2 separate regions of the Mus musculus genome follow, and region 1 is linked to region 2. The links are chromatin contacts, found by Hi-C or POLR2A ChIA-PET in ENCODE. All regions are on one chromosome and are shown on one strand. The core of a region is the stretch at or near the end of the contact, and the rest is flanking DNA. Distances in the headings are between cores, read along the strand shown. Region 1 holds the start of Pfn1 (profilin 1). Region 2 holds the start of Camta2 (calmodulin binding transcription activator 2).

Evidence for each region. A loop is a pair of places that touch in the nucleus more often than their neighbours do. ChIA-PET counts read pairs that join two places held with the same protein, here RNA polymerase II (POLR2A).
Region 1: a loop to region 2 is called in a map of gastrocnemius, with 7 times the contacts of the local background. The contact joins the promoter of Pfn1 here to the promoter of Camta2 in region 2. A Hi-C loop is called at or near these places in 4 of 37 maps with a recorded cell type or tissue (gastrocnemius, heart and left cerebral cortex). POLR2A ChIA-PET finds 5 or more read pairs at or near these places in 4 of 5 experiments (Patski and embryonic stem cell).

The regions. Positions count from the first base shown.
Region 1 is chr11:70,653,182-70,655,959 of GRCm38, reverse strand. Pfn1 (profilin 1) reads left to right here and starts at 1,310. Exons shown (of 3, transcript NM_011072.4): 1 at 1,310-1,611. The coding sequence starts at 1,480. It also overlaps a transcript of Eno3 not described here.
Region 2 is chr11:70,686,616-70,689,419 of GRCm38, reverse strand. Camta2 (calmodulin binding transcription activator 2) reads left to right here and starts at 1,315. Exons shown (of 23, transcript NM_001190376.1): 1 at 1,315-1,534. It overlaps Inca1 (inhibitor of CDK, cyclin A1 interacting protein 1), which reads left to right. Exons shown (of 7, transcript NM_001252484.1): 6 at 276-435; 7 at 671-1,059. The coding sequence ends at 814.

The sequences.
Region 1 (2,778 bases), core at 61-2,560, 33 kb after region 2:
GCGCAGGCCGCCACGTGCCCCAGCGCGGCCCCGCCCGTGACTCAGCCACGCGGCTGTCGAAGAACCTCGGCTGGGGGGCGTGGGGAGCCAGAATTTGGGGATGAACGTCAGGGAACCCAACCCGGCTCCAAAAGGCAGCGAACCAAGTACTTCCACTGGGAGAGGCTGCACACCCTGGCGCCCCTCCTCCGAGGGACCGGAAGCGGCCGAGCCCCTCGGAGGCCAGGGTCCCGGGTGACTCCTTTACTCCCTCCAGCCTCAGTGGCCTGCCATTCGCCCCTAGACCTGCTCGGCGGCGAGTGAGCTGACCGCACATAAATACTTAGCAAAAGTTTTTCTGGAAAAGAAGAAAGCCCCAGTGCGTCCAAAGTAGAGGGGACTTTCCTCTTCTTATAAAAGTTGTCATCCTTGGTACTTTAGTATTCTTCCGCCTTGAAAAATGAGTCCCGTCGTGTCACCCGGGTGGCGCCCCTATTCAGTGACCTCTGTAGACAGGGTTCAGGCATGGGGCGAGGCTGAGCTGGAGCGGATCCAGCGAAGGGAATGATTCCTCGGGAATCTAGGGACGCGCTCGAATGAACCCAACGTGTGCGCTGTACATGGCAGACGGTTGGGACAGGTGCCCTGGTTGGAGAGACCTTTAGTACTGAAAATGACTAGAGTATTATATCGATTTCACTTTTGCTCCCTTATCGTTTAGATAAATGTGGAGAAGGCAGCAGGGCCCAACCCGGGGCGTCTGCCCGTCCCGACTGCTGGGGACGCGTCTTCCCTCCTCGGATGGTCCAAATGTGTCCCGCCAGGCGCGCGCTCACGCAGCCAAGCCGCTAGCCCCAACCGCCCCACGCGCTGGCTTCTCACTGCCCCGGCGCAGGCGCGGGCGCACGCGCCGCCGCCCGCCGTTCCTTCCCTCCCGCGGAGGTGGGGGTTGGGGGGTGGAGGAATGATTCGGTTTAACCCTGGGTTCCCCGAACCCACTTCAACTTGCTCAACCTTACTAATTTTCTTTTTTTTTTTTTTTTCTTTTTCTTTCCCTGCTTCCTCTGGCTTCCTCCTTCTATAGCCAAGTGGTATTCAGGATGAATCGGAGCGAGCCCTAACCTTAACCTCTCCTGCCACCACCACTCTATATAGCCTTTGGCGTGGCTTTCCATCGAACTCGGCAAATTTTGCAAAGTGGGGGGAGGGTTTTTTAAAAATTGCATTTGCAAAAGTTCGCTATCTGGCCCGGCGGGGGGGGGGGGAGGATGGAGGGAGGGAATGGGGCGCAGGCCCCGCCCCGCCGCCCTTTGCAAATAAAAATCTAGAGGGGGGGGGGAGGAGCAGGAAGTGGCGGTGCGAGGGCTGCTGCACAGCTAACAGAGCCGCGTTCCGGACGGCAGCGCGTGCCCCGAGCTCTCTGCCTTCCCCCGCCCGCCAGCCCGAGCCCGAGCCCGCGATCCCAGCAACAGCCCGCAGAGCAGCCCCAGCAGCAGCGCCATGGCCGGGTGGAACGCCTACATCGACAGCCTTATGGCGGACGGGACCTGTCAGGACGCGGCCATCGTAGGCTACAAGGACTCGCCCTCCGTCTGGGCCGCCGTCCCCGGGAAGACCTTCGTTAGCATTACGGTACTGCGAGGCTCGTGCGGTCCCGAGCAGTGACCGGCCTTAGACCCTCTGGGGGACTGGGGTGGGGGCGGGCGCAGGCGAGCGAGGGCAGCGGGAGGCCGTGATCCGGTCCTCTCCCATCGGCGGGGCGAATGGCGGCTGCGTGAGACTGGCTCCCTCTGTGGTTCCCCGGGCTCTACGCCCCTCGGCGGCGGCGCCCATCTCGCCCGCCGCCCCGCTTTCTGCGACCGGGCGTTACATCCGGGGCCCAGGGCGGGGAGGGGCGCGGCGGCCGGTGCGGCGGCCCACTTCCGCCTCCTCCAGGGCGGGGCGGGCACGCGCTGCAGTTTTAGCCCGGGATTATGATTGATAAGGGGCTCCGGAGCCTGGACTCCCCTTCGGGCCGAATGCTCGCTCTCCCTCCACCATTGTTCCCCCTGACGCTGATGGGAGCGCCAGGCGCGTGGCCTTGGGCCCGGGCCGGACCTCGGTAGCCACCCTGCCCCTCCCAGCTCCGTTAGAGAGGGCGAGGCCGCCACACACACACACACCCCCCAAGTCGGCACGTTAGCCTCAACATTCCTGGGAGGCCGATTCCGGAAGTCCCCTCGCCCTCCCTTCCCGCCATCCGCCCGGGCCCGGCGTAGGGGAACTTTGTGAGAAGTTCTGAGACGGTAAAAGTGAAGGAATAAGGTTGCTGCTGTCCCTACCACCACCTTCCCTGACCACACTGCCCGGAAGTGGGGAGGGGGAGCGGAAGTTCGAATGGGGGGAGGGGATTTCCGGGCGGGAGGGTACCGGATATAGGGGTTTGGGGGTTTAAGGGGGAGAAGGAGAAAGGTTCTCTGGGATGTCTAGACTCACACACAGACTAGTCTCCTGCCCTAATAAACTTTTTGAACTTAATTAGAGAGCCCCCGGGGTCAGCTTCCTTATCTTGGGGCATAGCTACCTGGACCCAAACTCCAGGTTACCCGGAGACCCAGGCGTCCGGGCTCCTAACAACGCCTGCAGAACCTTTGACCAAATAAGGACAAAGTTACTTCTCCTCCCTTCCTACCCCCTCCCTTCCCCTCTTTGCTTCTGCTTTTCCTGAAGGGCTGTTCTGAGCATCCAAAGGCTCCCCCTCGATCATTGATCGATTTCTGGTACCCAGCATTTGCTTTCCCTATTAAGCATGAACATCTA
Region 2 (2,804 bases), core at 66-2,565:
GTATGGAAAGAAGCAATTGAGGGATGGAAGTCATATAAGCTGGAAGGCGTGACATGGCCCATGATTACAAGAAAGCACATCGTTAATTGGGGGTCACTGTTTGGCCCCTGGATCAAAAATTCTTGTCTGTGAAGAACAAAAAGTTGGGGTGAATTGAAGGTCAGTGGTAGCACCTGTGATTCTCAGCAAGAAGTGCTTCAGGCCAGGGGTGAGGGATGAAGAGACTGGAAGACTGACCTCCAGGCACTAGTCTCCTCCATCTAATGTCTCCACAGACTGAAGAGGGCCCAGTGGGGCAGCTCTGATGCTACACCTGAACTTCCAGCACTTGAAGAGGGCTTTGAACTCCTAAGCACTACAAAATACTTTGACGTGGAAGAAGAGAGGGCAACCTATCCACAGAAAGAGACTTATTCTGTCACTCCCAGAGATCAGGTAAAACTGGAGAGGAACACAGTAAGGTTAGGGAGGAAGTCAATTCATAATCAAATGGGGATGTGGCAGAAGCCAAGAGCCAGGTAGGATAGCTGGTTTAAGGACGAAAAGTGGTCAAGAAACTGAGCTTTTGAGGGTATGTGCCTGAATTTGGCAATTAAGAAATCTGGAGAGAGTCCTGTTTTTCCATTCTTGCTTTTCTTATCCCCTTGCTCTCAATTGCTCTCACCTACAGCTGCTTTGGACTCCCTGGACTCCTGTAGGCCAGCAGGGGACTTATGCCTCTGGGCAGCTAAGCTCTTTGACCTACAGCACTGCTACAGCCAGAAAGAACCCCGTTTACGATCCCCAGGCGATGGAGTTGGAGTCTGAGGAGTAGTGGGAAATCATCCAGGCCCAAGCTACGGGACCCAAGATCAATTCAAACATCAGGACTCCCTAGTGCTGGCTTCAGAGCGGATGTTTTCTATCTCTGTTGTCTCCATCCCATAGCGTAGGCATTCACAGCCCACTTGAGTTCCTATCTAACTGCCCAGTACACTCGCAGCCGGGTTTTTCTCTAGGCCAGAACCTGGTCTTGTGTTCTCTCTGTTCTGTTATTAAAGAGCACCAAATAGTCTTGTTTCTGTGCGAGGTAGTGATGGAAGGGGAATGAAAAGGCGGACTCCGTTGATTTTTTTGAGGATTCAGGACAATGAAGTTAGGCTAGGTCCCTAAATTTGCCGAGTCTCGCCCGAGGCCAGAAGAATTCTGCATTCTCAAGCACTCTCCTTTGCCTCCAGGGCTCTGGCCCTGGACCTCTGCCCACGCCCCATCCTCCTGCGCCCACAAGTCACGTCAATCGGCCGAGCTTCCGCCTCCGGATCCCGGTTCTCCTCAGCGCTATTGCCTCTTTAGGGACGGTCCAGCAGCGCGTCTCGTAGACTGGCCCAGAGTCCCAAGTGTGCTGACCCCAGGTTCCCTTCCCGACCCCCGTTCCCTTAATTGGGAGGCCCCGCCCCGTGCGCACTGACGTCGAACGCCGCTGTCAGCCGGCGCTAGGGGGGGTCGGTTTGGGGTAGAATGGCCGCTGCCGCCGTCACCCGCGGGACCCCGGGAGGTAAGAGCCAGGGCCTCTAGCCCGCCTCTCCGCCCCCGCGCCAGGGGGCGCAGCTCCACGCGGCCCGGGTGTGGAGCGCGGCGCTGGGGACCACCGTCCCTCCACCCCGTTTGCCCCCACCTCACCGCTTCCGTCCTCTTTCCCCGCGCCAGGGGGCGCCGCTAGGCGCAGGGCCCCTTCACGGATCAGAGAGTGCGGGGAGAGTCCCCAGACCCCCTCCCCGGTCTCCCGCACTGCCCCTTGCTGCCAGGTGTTCATGAACTCTGCTCAGCTGCTTCTCCAGAACATCCGGGTTTGCGGGCGGGACCCCCTCCCACCTCCGGGGTTCTCCCAGGACCCCTGCCCCCTTTGGGGAGAGCATCCCACCCCCGGCGACAGTCTTAGACCACCGCTCTCAGGCCCGCAGTCTCATCCGGCTCCAGCTCTGCACCCTGGCAAACTGCCTAGCCAGAGCTGCGCACCTGCACCCTGGGGTGGACTTTTTATCCCAACCCTAGCCTCTCTGCACACCTCCGATCCGATCCTGAATGGGCTTCCACCCCCTCTCCATCCCCGGACACCTGGCAGAACCCGCGCAGAGAGCCTCCTCCAGCTCCCATCTGTTCCTCAAGAGGGCGGAGGCTCAGGCTGGAGCCAGAGCAGTAGAGGGGATATGGTAGGCTGGGAGCCAGAGAAGAAGCAGAGGTTGGGGAAATAGGAGTGTTAGGGTGAAGTAGAATTCTAGCTGCAAAGAGGAAGCCGGCATGTCCCACCCGGAAGCTTACTCCAACATGTCTATTCCAAATTCTCCCAGCCCCTGACCAACCTGAGAGAGAGCACATGAGGTCAGTTATCAGCTCTACCCTTCCTCTTAGAAAAAGTCAGAGAGAGAAGGAAATTGGGGTGTGTCTTCAAAGGCCCAGCTTGTTACCGGACTTGGACTTAGATCTGCTTTCCTTCAGCATCCAGGTTTTCTTGCCAAGCCATCCTCCTCCTAGGACCAGAGCCCCAGCTCTCACAACTTGCCTACCCTTCCCTCTAGCCTTGCTCTCCCTTCCTAAACGTACCCTGAGTTCTTTTTTCTGTTTGATTTTTCCGTGGAGAAATAGATCTACTAACTGACCTCACCTACTCTCTCTCAGGTCGGTCAGGGCCTGTGAGAATCTAGGTTAGACATGCAGGATCCAGCTTCCTGCCCTAGGGAATGCTCCAGCACTGTGAGCATCCCCCACTCATCCCTTTCTTCTGAGCACCCTGTTCTGTCTTGTCTCCCCACTCATGTTGGTTCCTG